2 separate regions of the Homo sapiens genome follow, and region 1 is linked to region 2. The links are chromatin loops, found by intact Hi-C in ENCODE. Cell type or tissue: CD4-positive, alpha-beta T cell. All regions are shown on one strand. Links, peaks and the distances in the headings refer to the core of each region. The heading gives the core; the rest is flanking DNA.

The links. Hi-C counts contacts between places; a loop is a spot of excess contacts. Peaks named below come from ENCODE experiments on the same cell type or tissue, not always from the same donor. Only the 100,000 strongest peaks of a DNase experiment are listed, where the experiment ranks them.
Region 1: a loop joins it to region 2, with 2.7 times the contacts of the local background. A loop is called at or near these places in 2 of 110 quality-filtered maps.

The regions. Positions count from the first base shown.
Region 1 is chr4:121,702,546-121,711,295 of GRCh38, forward strand. No RefSeq gene overlaps it. Among named protein-coding and RNA genes, the nearest start is that of ANXA5, 9.9 kb to the left of the region's middle. In CD4-positive, alpha-beta T cell, for the core only: no CTCF peak of the experiment used is centred there; a DNase peak (open chromatin) is centred at 4,306.
Region 2 is chr4:122,719,866-122,728,615 of GRCh38, forward strand. It overlaps a transcript of BBS12 not described here. Among named protein-coding and RNA genes, the nearest start is that of BBS12, 8.5 kb to the right of the region's middle. In CD4-positive, alpha-beta T cell, for the core only: no CTCF peak of the experiment used is centred there; no DNase peak of the experiment used is centred there.

The DNA.
Region 1 (8,750 bases), core at 344-8,343, 1.0 Mb before region 2:
TCTAACACATGGACTTTGGAGGGCATGTTCAAACCATAGCAGGCACTAATCTTAATCATGAAGTGGAGTTCCCATGACCTAATCATCTCCCAAAGGCCCTACCCCTAATGCCATCACCTTAGAGGTGAAGATTTCAACATATCCATTTGAGAGGGACACATTCAGACATAGCAACAGGTCCAGGTATCTTTCAGAAACTCATCCTGAGCTAACAGTGCTAACTATCCCCTTATTGAGATCCATGTGCTCACCAAGAAATTAAAAGCAGAGACTCCTCAGGAGATTTTCAGTTTTAGATGTCTTTCCATTATTTTTATGCAAAACATTTGTATTTATCCAGTAAAATGTAAATCAACTTTCCTAGTAGGACACTGGAATGTAGATCTTGGGTAAATAATTAGAATATCTCATAGGAATCTTTCATGCAGAATTTTTAGGTGTGATTGAGATTCTCAACACTATTAGTAAAAGAAGCAGTAAAGGCTGGGCACGGTGGCTCACATCTGTAATCCCAGCACTTTAGGAGGCCGAGGCAGGTGGATCACTTGAGCCCAGCAATTCGAGACCATCCTGGGCAACATGGCAAAACCCCATCCCTACAAAAAAATACAAAAATGAGGGGGGTGTAGTGGCACACACCTGAAGTCCCAGCTAGCTACTTGGGAGGCTGAGGTAGGAGGATCATTTGAACCCAGGAGGTCAAGGCTACAGTGAGCTGAGTTCACGCCACTGCATTCAAGCATGGGAGATAGAGTGAGACCCTGTCTCAAAAAAAAAAAAATAAAAGAGAAAGAGAGAAGCAGCAGCAATAAAAATACTAAGCATGCATATAAAAGGACAAGCATCCTGCATCTCTTGTTTATTGCTGAATCCCCAACACCTAGCACAGTGCACATATTAATACATTAACTCATCCATTCAAAACATTTCATGAGCACCAGGCCGGGCAGGGTGGCTCACACCTGTAATCCCAGCACTTTGGGAGGCTGAGGCAGGCAGATCATCTGAGGTCAGGAGTTCGAGACCAGCCTGGCCAACATGATAAAACCCCGTCTCTACTAAAAATACAAAGATTAGCCAGGTGTGGTGGTGCACGCCTGTAATCCCAGCTACTCGGGGGCTGAGGCAGGAGAATCACTTGAATCTAGGAGGCGGAGGTTGTAGTGAGCCGAGATTGTGCCACCACTGCACTCCAGCCTGGGAGATAGAGCAAGACTCCATCTCAAAAACAAAACAAAACAAGACAAAAAAACTCATGAGCACTAAGTAACTGCTCATGAAATGTTTTGAATGGATGAGTGAATGTATGTATGAATGCATTGAATGCATTATAGTATAGGGGTATTGGTTTTCTTAAACAAAGGTTGCTATTAACTGCAAACTACTTATATTAAGAAGGCTATGAAATGAGATATGAAAAAGAGTTAAAAGGCAATTTTATAAGGGAGAACTTTGCCAGGGGAATAAATGTATTCTAGACAGCATTCTGAATTCCAAAAAGAACTCATCCATGGTTAGGTTAAGTTTTATTTTATGATTTTAACTAGTGTATGACCTTGGACAATGATTTGATTTTTCCTTATTTGGAATGTTGGTAAAGATTAAATGTGTTGACTTGTTTAATGCGTAAAAATAACAAGAAGATGAGTTTAAATTTCTCACCCCTTTTTTTTCTTCCAGAAGCTCTCACCACTGAATCCCACCTTCATTTTCCATGCTGATGATTCAGTCCCCATCCATCCCACTCAAAATCTAAAATTAGCCAGGATCAGTGGCTTGTGCCTGTAATCCCAGAAACTCGGGAGGCTGAGGCTAGGAGGGTCACTTGAGCCCAAGAAGTCGAGGCCAGCCTGGGCAACATAGGGAGACCCTGTTCATAAAAAATAAAATAAAAATTTTAAAAATCAGGCAGGCGTGGTGGTAGATGCCTGTAGCCCTAGCTATCTCGGAGGCTGAGGCAGGAAGATCTCCTGAGCCCAAGCGTTCAAGGCTGCAGTGAGCTGTGATTGCCACTGCACTTCAGCCTAGGTGACAGAGCAAGATCCCACCTCAAAAAAAAAAAAAAAAAAAAAAAACTATGGGCTGGGCGCAGTGGCTCATGCCCACCCTCAGCACTCCTGTTTCTCAGGCCTTCAGACTTGAACAGGAATCCACACATCATCAGCTCTCAGGCTCTCAGGGCTCAGGACTCAGAATTTTACCATCAGCTCCCTGGGTCTTCAGCTCACAGATGGTAGATAGTGGGAATTCTTAGTCTCTATAATCATGAGAGCAATTCCTTATAATATACCTAATTATGTATGTATCTCCATATCCTATTGCTTCTGTTATTCTGGAGAACCCCGACTTTAGTATTCTAGAGAAAAACTTTTTTCTACTCATGCAACACTTATGACACCAAATGTATGGAGTTTATCCTCACATTTAGCAATTCTCCAACTCTCCAGACACAAACTGGATGACCTACAAGTAAACTATGACACTAACTATCCGGAGTTAATGCATACCCCACAAGACTGCTGCCCCACCTTCAGATGCCTGTCAAAAGTACCAAGTTGTCACCTGTAGTATAAATTGGGACTTCCCACAAGCTACTCTTCAGGTTTGATAATTCGCTATAATGGCTCACAAGACTCTGGAAAACATTTACTTACTTTTACTGGTTTATTATAAAGGATGTTGCCAATGATGCAGATGAAAATGTACATAGGGCAAGGCATGGGGGTGTGGCACAGGGCTTCCAGGCCCTCTCCAGGCATGGCATCCTTGCAGCAACTCCATTTGTTCAGCAACCCAGGAGCTCTTCACAGCCTGTTGTTTATGATTGTTATGGAGGCTTCATTATATAGGCATGATTGATTGAATCATGGGCAATTGGTTATTGAACTCAATCTCTAGCCCCTCTCTCCTCCTCATAGGAGGAGTGAGGGGCTCAAAGTTCCAAACCTTTAATCACATAGTTGGTTCCTATGGCAACCATCCCCCATCCTCTAAGAGCTACCGCCTTAGCATAAACTCAGGTATGGTTGGAAGGGGCTTATGAATAACAAAAGATGCTCCTCTCACCCCTACCTACCACCCAGAAAATCCCAAAGGTTTTAGGAGGTCTGTGCCAGGAGCCAGGAACAAAAACCAAATATACATTTCTTATTCTATCACAATATCACAAATATGCTGATGTATATATTAGAAGCCACAAACACAAGTATAAAAGAAAGGCCTGAACAGATGGGTACGTATGTGTGGGGTTGTGTGAGTGTCCATCCTAGAAGTCGGCCTCACAGGCATCAACGCATGTGATGGGAAGAACTTAGCCTTGAGAGTCAGGAAGTCTGCATTCTAGTCTCGGAACTGCCAAGAATTTGCACCGTGAGCTTGGATACAACACACTAACCTCTCCTGACCTGTTTTCATATTCGTAGCTGAACAGGTTCAACTATGACCCCAAGATTTTTTCAATTCTAAAGTGTCAGAGATTCTGGGATAGCCTAGCATCACCATTCATATATATATATATATTTTTTTTTTTTTTTTTTTTTTTTTTTTTTGAGACAGAGTCTCACTCTGTCACCCAGGCTGGAATGCAGTGGTGCTATCTCAGCTCACGGCAACCTCTGCCTCCTGGGTTCATGCCATCCTTGTGCCTCAGCCTCCCAAGTAGCTGGAACTACAGGCACCCGCCACCACGCCTGGCTAATTTTTTTGTATTTTTAGTAGAGACGGGGTTTCACCATGTTAGCCAGGATGGTCTTGATCTCCTGACCTCGTGACCTGCCCACCTCGGCCTCCCAAAGTGCTGGGATTGCAGGCGTGAGCCACCGCGCCCAGCCACCATTCATATATATTTTCTCTGCATTAACATTAACCACAGTGCAAGTTTTTCCCCTTCATGCAAACTTATTTGAGTGAGGTGAAATGCGGGCTCAGGGAAGAGGGAAACAGAGAGAAGGCATCTTGTCTGAGAAAGGAGATGAAGACTCCGCTTCTAAAGGATGGTGAAGGGAATTGGGTAATAGTCACTCTCTCGCACCCTGGACACTGCCATTCCCACTTTGATTCCTCCTGTCCTCCATGTTTTCTCACTATCCAACCACATCAGCAATAATTACTCCTTGACGTCATCCAAACCAGCAGCCCCTCTTTTTCCACCCAGCCTACCACTCTTTCTCCTGCTTTCAGTTTCTTCTCTATCCAACGTATGGCTTCAACACTGAATGCTTTAATTTACCATCTTGTCATTGTCCTCACCCTCCTCACTCCAGTCAGCTCTCTTCACACCCCTGCTGACTCATACCCCACCATCACCCACCCATAAGTGCCGGCTACTGAGTGCAACCACATCATACCACAGACTGGCTTTATGACAGATTTGAGGTCATGATCAAGAAAACCAGAGCCAGGCAGAAGTTAAAGTGATGAAAACAAATTTTATTCAGGACTGTTGCAATAGGGAAAGCGGGACCTCAGTGTAGAACTGGGCTCCATTCTGAATGCATCAGTGATAAGTGCGGATGTATAGTCAGGGAGCAGGGCATTGGTGGATAGAAAATTGCTATGAGGAGACATCAAGGCTGGGGGAATTCTGGCTGAACCAATCTAACAGGATTCCTGCTGAAGGCAGGCCGAGGTGATTAGAGACCAACAATGGTGAGGGAAGAGTTTTGATTAGATATCAAGGATGATTAAGTATTGAGGGTGGGGGATTCTTACTAAACTGCTTTGGCAGTGTTACTTACTAAAACTGGACTTTACAAAGAAGTGCACACGTGGGCCTAGGAGAACGTTCGAAAGCCTAACTAAAGTTTGGCCAAGCAAAGAATCTTTGTCAGTCATCAGCATTTCTTATCCAGTCTTGATTCAATATGTCCCTGCTCAGCTCTTTCCCCATGCCTCATGACATTAGTTTTAACCTTTCACTGTTATCCTTCAGATCCCAGCCCTCACCTTTTCCCCCAGCAGGTGGCCTTAACTCTGACTCAACATACTTGCCCTGGTTTTTCATCTTACACCTACAAACTCATCTTTGCCCACACTCATTCTTACCTCCTTCTTTCTTGCTCAAAGGGTGAGAGGCCCCTCTTCCTGCCTAAGGTTTAAGGTTTATCCTCCAAGGTTATGATTTTTGTTTTTCTTTTGAGACAGGCTGGAGTGCAGTGGCACCATTTTGGCTCACTGCAACCTCTACCTCCCAGGTTCAAGTGGGCCTCCCTTCTCAGTCTCCCGAGTAGCTGAGACTACAAGCGTGTACCACTACACCTGGCTGATTTTTTTGTATTTTTTGTAGAAACAGAGTTTTGCCACATTGCCCAGCCTGGTCTTGAGCTCCTGAACTAAAGCAATCCACCCACCTCGGCCTCCCAAAGTGCTCAGATTACAGGTGTGAGCCACCATGCCTAGCCCAGGATTATGATCTTGATCTCACACGTATTTAAAACTTTTCTGTCCACTAGCTTCTTCCTTTCCGCCCAAATTAGCAAACCTGTTTAAGCCAGGACCCTTTTAGCCACAAGTGAAAGAAACCCAAATCAAGCTAGCTTGGGTAAAAAGTGTGTCTAGCAAGATCCTTAACGATAAGCAGCAGAACCCATTCTAACTATTTCAGCAAAAAAATTATTAAAGGACTATAGGTAGCTCATACAATTTCTGAAAGGATCAGAAAATCTGGCTTGGTGGCCATGTAGGCTGGACAATGCCCAAATCACACTGCCAACCTCTCCAGTGAAGAGGCCACCATGACTGGCACCACTGATGGGGCATCCCCACATTAAGTTCACAGAAATTTTGAAAACCAACAACAGAAATAAAGAAAAATTGTGAAGGGAATTGTGATGACCTGCTCAGAGCTCTCTGTCTCATGTTCCTTTCTCATAGGCCAGTGACCAGCTTTCTGCTTGTGGCAAGAATACAGCCATAGTTAGCTCAGTCTTTCATTCCACTAGCTCCACAAAAGCCACCTTTCCAAAGCTCAACTTCAAAAAATCAGATTGAAGCAGCAAGGTCACAGACCCCAGTGGCAGCCCCCACCCACATGATCTAGTGGAACATCTCCTGGAAAAATTTTTCATCAGCAATCTGGATCTGCTAAAAATCTGTTAACTTGAAGTATGAAGTAAAATGAAGCATTTCCTGCCTCTGTAAATCAGGGTTTCTCAACCATGGCACTATTGACATATTGACCTGGATAATTCTTTGTTGGGGAATGGGGGTAGGGTAAGGGTAGCTTTCCTGTCCATTGCAGGATGTTTAGCAGCATCTTCAGCCTCTACTCACTATTCACCATTAGTACCCTCCCTCTCCAGTTGTGACAAACAACAGTGTCTCCCAACATTGCCCAATGTACTCTGCTAAGCAAAATCACCTGCATCTGAGAACCATGTCACCCAGCCTGCAGTGGCCTGACCATAACAAACCACACTTCCAAACCCGCATCTCCAGCTCAGACCTCTCTCCTGAGCTCTAGGCTGATATATCTACCTGCTTGCTACTCATGTCTCAACCAAGATATCCCATAGCTAACTCAAACATGCCCAAATCTAACTCATCATTTTTCCTCCAAGACTAGCTTTTTCCCCGCAGTTCCTGTCCTGGTTAAAGATATCACTGTTGATCAGTCATCCGTACCAGAATCTTGGCAGTATTCTGGATCCTTCATCTTTCTTCACCTCTCCCTCTCCCATCACCACATCTAAAGAAGTAGATTCTAACAACACCTTTCTTAGCTTGTATTAGCCTCCTCCTACCCAATTGTAAGTTTCCTGCAAGTTTTCTGCTGGGCTCTTAATTTCTCCTCTCTCTCTAATTTACTTTCCAAATTGCTTTAAGATTTACTTTTTTCTAAATGCAAATATGAACATGTCATTCCATACTTCAAATTAACAGATTTTTAGCAGATCCAGATTGCTTGTGAAAAATAGTCGAGACTCTTTAGCAAGGTATACAATGACCTTCCTGAACTTTTCCATGTCCCTCTCTCCAAACTTACTTTACCTCTGCTTTCTTGCTGAGAAACTACATAAAAATCCCTGGTTTTGGCCGGTCACAGTGGCTCATGCCTGTAATCCCAGCACTTTGGGAGGCTGAGGTGAGTGGATTACGAGGTCAGGAGTTCGAGACCAGCCTGGCCAACATGGTGAAACCCCATCTCTATTAAAGATACAAAAAATTAGCTGGCCGTGGGGGCGCGTGCCTATAATCCCACCTACTTGACAGACTGGGTCAGGAGAATCACTTGAACCCAGGAGGCAGAGGTTGCAGTGAGCCGAGATCACGCCATTACACTCCAGCCTGGGCAACAGGGCAAGACTCTGTCTTAAAAAAAAAAAAAAATTCCTGGTGTTGCATTTGCTATCTCCCCTGCCTGCTCCAACACCCTCTCCCCAACTCCTACATTCTCTTAGTTCACCTGGTGAACTCCTACTCCTGCTTCAAAACCTACTGCAACCATCTTCTCTTAATTTTTTTCTTTCTCATAAGGCTCCTCCTTGACCAAGTGTCCCAATATCTTAACGGCAAGCTGAAAAACCAGGACCACAGCCACCTGCTAGTTTGCTCTTGAATTCCTGTCCTACAGAAATTGTGAGATTAAAAAAAAAAAAAAAAAAGTTTACTGTTTTAAACCACCAAATTTGAGATGATTTGTTACAGAACAATAGATGACTAATCCAAAGTTTGCTTACAGGGGTCAACATGACTGATATTCTAGACCCAAGTTTCAAGTTTAGGGTGCTCAGTGTTCCTAACTCAAGCTTCACTTGGGTTTTGAATAAAACCCATGACCTATTTTTATTTCTGTTTCATTTTGAAACACAGTAAAAATAATTACAGTAAGGAATGTTTTGAGTGAATTATCTAATCAATATTCGCAAAGTAATATGCAAAGGAAGAGTTCTGAAGAAAATATTTTTACTTATTATTTAAAGTCTCAGGATAGGGATTGAAAGAGCATTAAAACATAGTCTCCTTTGACCTTCAGATTTTTATCTTGAGTCTATAGGATGTAAACAGAGAATCTAACTCCAATTTTTTAGATAATCTGCTAGGAATGTATTTTTGATTTCAGGAAGAAAACTCTCCACTATGTAAAAATCTTCTAAACTTTTCTATACAGTTTACTCATTTTAAAAATTTGTTTGTAGAAACAACTGAAACGTTCATCGAAGAAGAATAAATACATTGTGGTTTATTTATATAATGGAATGATGTCCAGCAGCAAAAAAAGAACACAACAGCATGGAATAATCTCAAAAACGTGTTCAGCAAAAGAAGCAGGACAGAAGAAAAACCATTCTGTCTGATTCCATCTACACGAATTTCAAGAACAGGAAAACTAAGCTATGATAATAGAAATCAGAATTAGCTGTTTTGGGGGGATGGAAGGCTTTGGGGAGTTTTGAGGGTGAGGTTGACTAAAAGGGGGAGCAACAAAACTTCCTGAGATAATGGAAAGGTTCTATATCTTGATATGGATGATGGTTACATGAGTGTATGTATTTGTCAAATTTCATCAATTACAGTTTGTTATAATTTATGTTTATTAATTAAATTAAACATTAATTCATGCTTATTAATTAAATTAAACTTATTGATTAAATTATGTTTATTATTTATTGTTTATAAACAATAAATTTATGTACGTATAATATAAATAAATTTATGTATGTATAATATAAATAAATTTATGTATGTATAATATAAATAAATTTATGTATGTATAAGTAAAATATATTATTTCAATAAATATTTATTATAAA
Region 2 (8,750 bases), core at 296-8,295:
ACCCTATGAGTAAGGACAAATCTGAAAGAGGAAAACCTTAATAATGACTAAAACCATTCCCCATTCCGCCAAAGAATCAAAATGATCCTCTTATATCTTATCCACCTGCTGGAAGAAAACTTAATCTTCTTTGGAGGAAAGTAACAGTATTTATAGGCTCTACAATTTTTCACTCATATCTGGCTAAAAAACAAGACCAAATAACTAAAAGCTACACTTTTAAAAGTACAATAATAATAGACCTAAAGATAATGAAAACATTGAAGTAATCAGACAGGGAGCTGAAAATAAAGATCATTAATGTGTTCAATAAAACAGAGGATGCCTGAAATCCCAGCACTTTGGGAGGCTGAGGCGGGCAGATCACTTGAGGCCAGGAGTTCGAGACCAGCCTGGCCAACATGGCAAAACCCCATCTCTACTAAAAATACAAAAATTAGCCAGGCATGCTGGTGCACATCAGTAATCCCAGCTGCTCAGGATGCTGAGGCCCAAGAATGGCTTGAACCCAGGAGGCGGAGGTTGCAGTGAGCCAAGATCACACCACTGCACTCCAGCCTGGGCAACAGAGCGAGACTCTATCTCAAAAGAAAAGAAAACAAACAAAAAAAACAGAGGAAAATATTGATAATTTCAACAAAGACCTGGAATCTATTAGATGCAGCAGAACAGAGAACTTCCAGTAAACTGGAAAGCAAGCCAGTAAACTTACTTAGTTTGAAGCACAGAAAGGCAAAACGATGGAAAATACAGAAAAGAGTATGAGAGATACATGAAAAACAGTGATAAAGTCTAACACAATTGGAATCTTAGAAATAGAGAGGATATGATGATTCGGAAACAACATTTGAAGAAATACTGGCTCTAAAAATGTTCCAAAGTTGCTAAAAGACATGAAACCACAGAATCAAGACACTCTATGAATCTCATGTAAAATAAAATTATGAAGAAAACCACACTTGGGTACATCATAGTTAAGTTGCTAATAAGACAAATAGACAAGTCTTAAAATCACTCAGAATAAAAAAAAAAAAGCCACATGTTATTTTCAAAGAAGCAACAATAAAGTTATTAGGTTGGTGCAAAAGTAATTTTTGCCATTACTTTTGCACCAACCTAATATTAGCTTACTTTTCAACAGACATTATGGAAATTGGAATATACTGAAATGGAATTAAAATGCTAAAAGAAAAAAGAACTTCTTACCTTGCCACTTAGAAGTCTATACACAGCAAAAATATTATTCAAAAAAGGAGGCAAAAAGTAAGGCCTTTTCAGACAAAAGCTCAGAGAATTTATCACCAGCAGATCTTCACCACAATACCAAAGAGTTATTTAGGCTGATGAAAATTATCCCAGATGGAACAACAAGCCAGCATAAAAGAATGAAGAGCACCAGTTTATAAAAGACAAAAAATAATAATTATACCTTGTAGGGATTTGAATATATTTAGAAGTAAAATACATGACAATAGCACAGTAGATGAGGGAGATAAACAGAGCTAATCTGTTGTAAAATTATTCCATCTTTAGGGAATTGTTACAAGTAGGAATTAAATGTTAACCGTAATAACTCTAAGATGCATGTAATATTCTATTGTTTAAATAGCCACCACAAAACTTACTGGTCTAAAACAATCACAGCATTTATTTTATTCATGAATCTACAATTTAGGCAGGGTTTAGTGGGAGCAGATTGTCTATTATGCCCTACTCAGCATTAGCTAGGATGACTCAAAGGCTTGCTAACTTGTCTGTTTGGTAGTTGATGCTAGCTCTTGGCTGGAATCTCCATGGCACTATGTCCAGAACACCAAAATGTGGTCTTTCTATATAGCTCCCTGACTTGGGATGGTGGCTAGGTTCCAAGGCTGGGTGCCAGGCTAGAGAGCCAGGCAGAAACTATATCTCCTTTTCTAACCTATCCTCAGAAGTCATATAGTGTCACCTTTACCACATTTTATTGGTTAAAAGCAAGTCACTGAAGACATCCATATTCAAGGGGAGGGAAATTAAGCCTCTACCTGTTGATGAGAGGAATGTCAAATAACTTGTGGACATGCTTTAAAAACAGAGTTTCAACAAATTTCAAAGAGTTGTTTTTAGATCAAATTCTCTGACAACAATGCAATTCAGTTACAAATCATTATAAAAATGATATTTTCCTACATTTTCTCCTGGAAGCTTTATATTTTTACCTTTCATATCTAAATCCACAATCCTCTAGAATTGATTTTTATGTATGGTGTGAGACTGGGGGTCAAATTTTCTTTTATACCTTATGGATATACTATTGACTTGGAACCATTATTATGAAAATGTCCCTCTTCTCTGGAGAGCCACCTTTGTCTTAAATCAAGTCATGTAAGTATGGGCGTGTTTCAGGACTTTCTATTCTATTCCACCGGTCCACTAGTCTATCCTAGTCCATACCACACTATTTTGATAACTGTGGATCTATATTTAGTCTTGTTATTCAGGCAAGCTAGTCCTCTTACCTGTGCTTTGGTTGTGCATTGTCCCCTTGGATTTCCATGTAAAATTTAGAATCAACTTGTCAAGTTCTACACAAAAACACAAGCTAGGATTTTGATTGCACAATATCTGTAGATCAATAAGCAGACAACTAATGTCTTTATAACATTGAGACTTCCAACCCATGAACATAATAGCTCTCCATTTATTTATGTCTTCTTTAGTTTCTCTCAATACTTCTTAATAGATTTTTAATGTAGAAGACCTGTGTATCTTCATTAGATTTAGTCCTAAAATTTTTATATTTTTAACAATGTTATGGTCTCTTTATTATTTGTACCTGATACCTAAAAATACAATTGTGTCGATGTTTGTATTTGCATCACAACCTTACTTTCAGCAATCTATATAAATTCTTTTGGATTTTCTATTGTATGTATCATCATGTCACCTGCAAATAAGATTTTATATCTTCCTTTCCAGTCTTTATGTATATTTTTCCTTTTCTTACTTTATTGTACTGGCTAGCACTTCAGTACAATGTTGAATAAAGGACATTCTGTTCTTATTCCTCATCTTAGAAAGTTTTCCATGTTTTACAGTTTAACTGATGTTTATAGGTTTTCAAAATACCCTTACGCTGTTCACAGAAATTCTCTCTTGTTTTTTGTTTGCCCTGAGTTTTAATCATAAATGGACGTCAAATTTTATCAAGTGTGGGTTTTCTCTCCTATTAAAATTATTACATGATTCTTTAATTCTGAAAATATGATATATTCCATTAATCAAATTTCAAATGCTGAACAATTTGGTTGTCCTGGAACAAACCAAATTAGGTTTGAACTATCCTGGTAGGTTCTATCCTTGTAGAAATAATGAACTATCCTTGTAGGTTCCGGTAACAAGTTGTTGCCTACCTCACAAACCAAGTTTGGAAGCGTTATCTCTTTTTCTATTCTCTGAAAGAATTAAAAATGCTTTTCCTTAAATGGTAATAGACACCAATGAAATTATTTGGGCCTAGAGTTTTCTTTGTGGAAAAGTGTTTATTTTCAGATTCAATTTCTTAAATAATTACAGAAGCATTTAGCTTTCGCTCCATTTCCTTATATCCCCAGTTTTCTGCTTATTCTCAGACTTGACTGTGATCCATCCAATATGAATTTTTATCCATTCTGGAATGAAAGCAAGAACTGAAATTGGGTGTTGTGGCCTCTTTGATGTGTTTGTTATCAGTCTGTCTTTGGAGTTGCAAAAGTTCTGTCAGCACAAACCATAAATTTTCCCCACTTCTGATACTACCTGAAACCTGGCAGGTGGTTAATTTCATTGCCAACAATCTGCTTATTGCAACTAAAATATAAATCAGAACTCCAGGACATCTATACTAAACAACAGCTTAGAGGAAGAAAGTATTTGAGTGGCAGGTTCAGGGTGGCAGGAACTGCAAAATGGGATGTTTAAAAAAGTTCTTAATAGCCCTCTCATTGGTGAACTAAAGTCCCCATGATATCTAAGCTACAGAAAGAGGCAGCAAACTCACTGAGTTTCAGATGCGTGTGTGACAAGCAAATAGTTATAAAAGAGCATCACCCTAATAGATGATATTGCTATTTTAAATATGCCATCATGTAATAAGTCTATTTAATCTCATCTTTATTTAATATTTGATAGAACTCTTAGTTGGTTCCTTGTATATCTAGCCATTCAATAGGGGAGAAGTTAACACAAGTCTCAAGATGGAGGACTATAGCAGTAATCTATTGCTGCATAACTGTCCCATAACTCAGTAGCTTAAAATAATTGTTATTGCACAGTTTCTATAAATCAGAAATCCAGGGGTGGCTTCACTTGTTCCTCTGCTTCAGGGTCTCTCACTTGTTGTAATCAAAGTGTCAACTAGAGTTGTACTATCTCAAAGGTCAACTGGAAAAAGATCACTTTCAAAGCTCGTTCACATGGTTGTTGGCAGAATTTGGTTCCTCAGGAATGGTTGGAATAAAAGCCTCTTAAATTGTCCATATATTGATGAATTTGATCTTGCTCTGAAAAGAGGAGGAGAAACATAGAGAACTAGATATGCTTGAATTTGTTTTGGAATTAAAGCAAGTAAATTCTGTGATCTTTGACTAAAATTCTCCAACCCTTCTTATCTGACATATAAGATACAGTCTCAGACTCTTACCTTATCTGCCTTTACCTGACTGTGAAACCATAAAATAGTTATAATTTTCCCTTTTTTAAATAATAAAATTTATAAATTTCAACAGTATTTTGAGTAGGGAAGCATTTTGAGATGTAAGCACTCTATCAAATTCCAACTTATCTACCATAAAAGGGTCAGTTTCTACAAGGCAATCACAAAGTCCTGAATATGTTCCAGAATAGCTCAAGAGTTCTGTCCTGGTCTTTGATTTTTGTGTTCTAGTAATATTCCCAGGGCCATTCTTAGGATTTGAGGCATTTTAATTGGGTATACAAGAAGTTATCCCTAAAACACAGAGGGATAGATTTAAATAAATAGATCCAAAACTTACAAAACTTTCCCTTACTCCAGTATGGGCTTAAATCCAGATCATCTCAACTAAAAGGTAAAGATGATTATGTTTCAAAAGGAAAATTCAATGCCATGATTTTTTTTTAAATATCCTTTCTTTTTTTACTCTTAGAATTAGGCTACAGTCTGGTAAGAGTCATATGGCCATTATGAGACTAAATACTGTTAAAAGACAAAGCATTGCCATTTTACTGTTACATAGCACAAATATCTGTAGAAATCATCTCATGAAGTAAACTTAAAATGTAGAGGCTTGGGTAGAATCAATATTGTGAAAATGATCATACTGCCAAAAGCAATCTACATATTCAATGTAATTGCCATCAAAATACCACCATAATTCTTCACACAACTAGAAAAAACAATCCTAAGATTCATATGGAACCACAAAAGAGCCCGCATAGCCAAAGCAAGACTAAGCAAAAAGAACAAATCTGGAGGCATCACATTACTGGATTTCAAACTATACTATAAGCCCATAGTCACCACAACAGCATGGTACTGGTATAAAAATAGGCACATAGACCAATGGAACATAATAGAGAACGCAGAAATAAACCCAAATACTTACAGCCAACTGATCTTCGACAAAGCAAACAAAAACATAAAGTGGGGAAAGGACACCCTAATCAACAAATGGTGCTGGGATAATTGGCAAGCCACATGTAAGAGAATGAAACTAGATCCTCATCTCTCACCTTATATAAAAATCAACTCAAGGCCATGTGCAGTGGCTCTTGCCTGTAATCCTAGCACTTTGGGAGGCTGAGGTGGGAGGATCATGAGGTCAAGAGATTGAGACAATCCTGGCCAACATGGTGAAACCCCGTCTCTACTAAAAATACAAAAAATTAGCTGGGTGTGGTGGCACGAGCCTGTAGTCCCAGCTCCTCAGGAGGCTGAGGCAGGAGAATCGCTTAAACCCAGGAGGCAGAGGTTGCAGTGAGCTGGGATCATGTCACTGCACTCCAGCCTGGGTGACAGAGCAAGACTCTGTCTCAAAAAAAAAAAAAAAAAAAAAAAATCAAGATGGATCAAGGACACAAATCTAAAACCTGCGACTATAAAAATTCTAAAAGACGACATCGGAAATACCCTTCTAGACAATGGCTTAGGCAAAGACTTCATGACCAAGAACCCAAAAGCAAATGCAACAAAAACAAAAGGTAAATAGGTGGGACTTAATTAAACTAAAGAGCTTCTGCACAGCAAAAGGAACAGTCAGCAGAGTACACAGACAACCGACAGAGTGGGAGAAAATCTTCACAATCTACGCATCCAACAAAGGACCAATATCCAGAACCTACAAGGAATTCAAACAAATTAGCAAGAAAAAAAACGATGCCATCAAAAAGTGGGCTAAGGACATGAATAGACAATTCTCAAAAGAAGATATACAAATGGCCAATAAACATATGAAAAAATGCTCAACATCGCTAATGATCAGGGAAATGCAAATAAAAAACCACAATGCGATACCACTTTACTCCTGCAACAATGACCATAATCAAAAAATCAAAAAATAATAGATGTTGGTGTGGATGCGGTGAAGAGGGACCACTTCTACACTGCTGGTGGGAAGGTAAACTAATACAGCCACTATGGAAAAAACTGTGGAGATTCCTCAAAGAACTAAAAGTAGAAATACCATTTGATCCAGCAATCCCACTACTTTTCCCAGAGGAAAAGAAGTCATCATACAAAAAAGATACTTGCATATCCATGTTTATAGCAACAGATACTTGCACATCCATGTTTATAGCAGCACAATTCCAATTCGCCATTGCAAAAACATGGAACCAGCCCAAATGCCCATCAATCAACAAGTAGATAAGGAAATTGTCATATATATATAATATGGAATACTACTTAGCCATAAAAAGAAATGAGTTTATGGCATTTGCAGCAACCTGGATGGAACTGGAGACTATTATTCTAAGTGAAGTAACTCAGGAATAGAAAACCAAACATCATATGTTCTCACTCATAAGTGGGAGCTAAGCTATGAGGATGCAAAGGAATAAGAATGATACAATGGACTTTGGGGACTCAGGGAAAAGTGTGGGAGGGGGTGAGAAACAAAAAACTACAAATTGGGTTCAGTGATACTGCTCAGGTGATGGGTGCACCAAAATCTCACTAAAGAACTTACTCATATAACCAAATACCACCTGTTCCCCCAAAACCTATGGAAATAAAAACATTTTTTTAAAGAAAAAAATATAAAGGCTGAAACACAATGCAAATCAAAAGGCAAATAACAAATGGTACAATGCATGCAACATATATGACAGACAAAGATTAATCTCTTTTGTATATAAAATGCTCTTACAAACCAGTGATTTTTTTTATTTATTATTTTTTGGAGACGGAGTCTCGCTCTGTCACCCAGGCTGGAGTGCAGTGGTGCGATCTCTGCTCCCTGCAAGCTCCGCCTCCCAGGTTCACACCATTCTCCTGCCTCAGCCTCCTGAGTAGCTGGGACTACAGGTGCCTGCCACCATGTCCAGCAAATATTTTTTATTTTTAGTAGAGACAGGGTTTCACCATGTTAGCCAGGATGGTCTTGATCTCCTGACCTCGTAATGCGCCTGCCTCAGCTCCCAAAGTGCTGAGATTACAGGCATGAGCCACCGCCCCTGGCCAATTTTTTTTTTTTTTTTTTTTTTTGAGATGGAGTCTCACTCACTCTGTTGCCCAGGCTGGAGTGCAATGATGCGATCTCTGCTCACTGCCACCTCCGCCTCCGGGGTTCAAAAATTCTCCTGCTTCAGCTTCCCGAGTAGCTGGGATTACAGGCGCCTGCCACCACGTCCAGCTATTTTTTTGTATTTTTAGTAGAGACGGGGTTTCACCATGTTGGCCAGGCTGGTCTCGAACTCTGATCTGCCTCCCTCGGCCTCCCAAAGTGCTGCGATTATAGGTGTGAGCCACTGTGCCCAGCCACAAACCAATAAATTTTAAAATCCAATGGAAAAATAGGCAAAGGACTTTGTTAGACAATACACAAAAAGGAATAGACAAATAGAGTCTAAACATGTGAAAAAACACTCAATGCCTCTCATAAGAGAAATGAGCATGAAAAATGTATGATTTGCAACTTGCCAGACTGACAGAAATCAAAAAAGTTTGATAATACTTTGGGCATTTTCATATAGTATTTTTGGAAATGTAATTTGGCAAAAATCTTTTTAGAAGGCAATATCTATCAAAAATAAAAATATTTAAATTAAAATGCATATTGATTTTAACCCAATCACTTCATTTGTGACAATTAATTGTACAGGTATTCCCAAATTAAACATATGTATAAGGATATTAATTTAAGCAAAACGTTGGAAACTAAAATGTCTCCCATTAGAAGACTGTCAAATATAATAATTGATATAATGAATTATATGGCCATTCCATTCCATTAGAATGGAATATTATACAGATATTTTATTTGTATTGTTATGCAACTATTTCTCAAGTTATGTAACTATTTCTCAAATATATACACAATGTGTATAATATGCTATCATTTGTGAAAAAACTATTCTGTATACATATGTATATGAATATGCATTCTCTGTAATGATTCATTAAAAAGTGGCAAAAATCTTTGTCTTTAGGAAGAACTGGGGCTTGGATAGGAAGGAGACTTTTATTCAGAACTTTTGGAACTTGTTCATGTATACTTTTAACCATTTGAAGGCTAACATTTTCACATATGAAG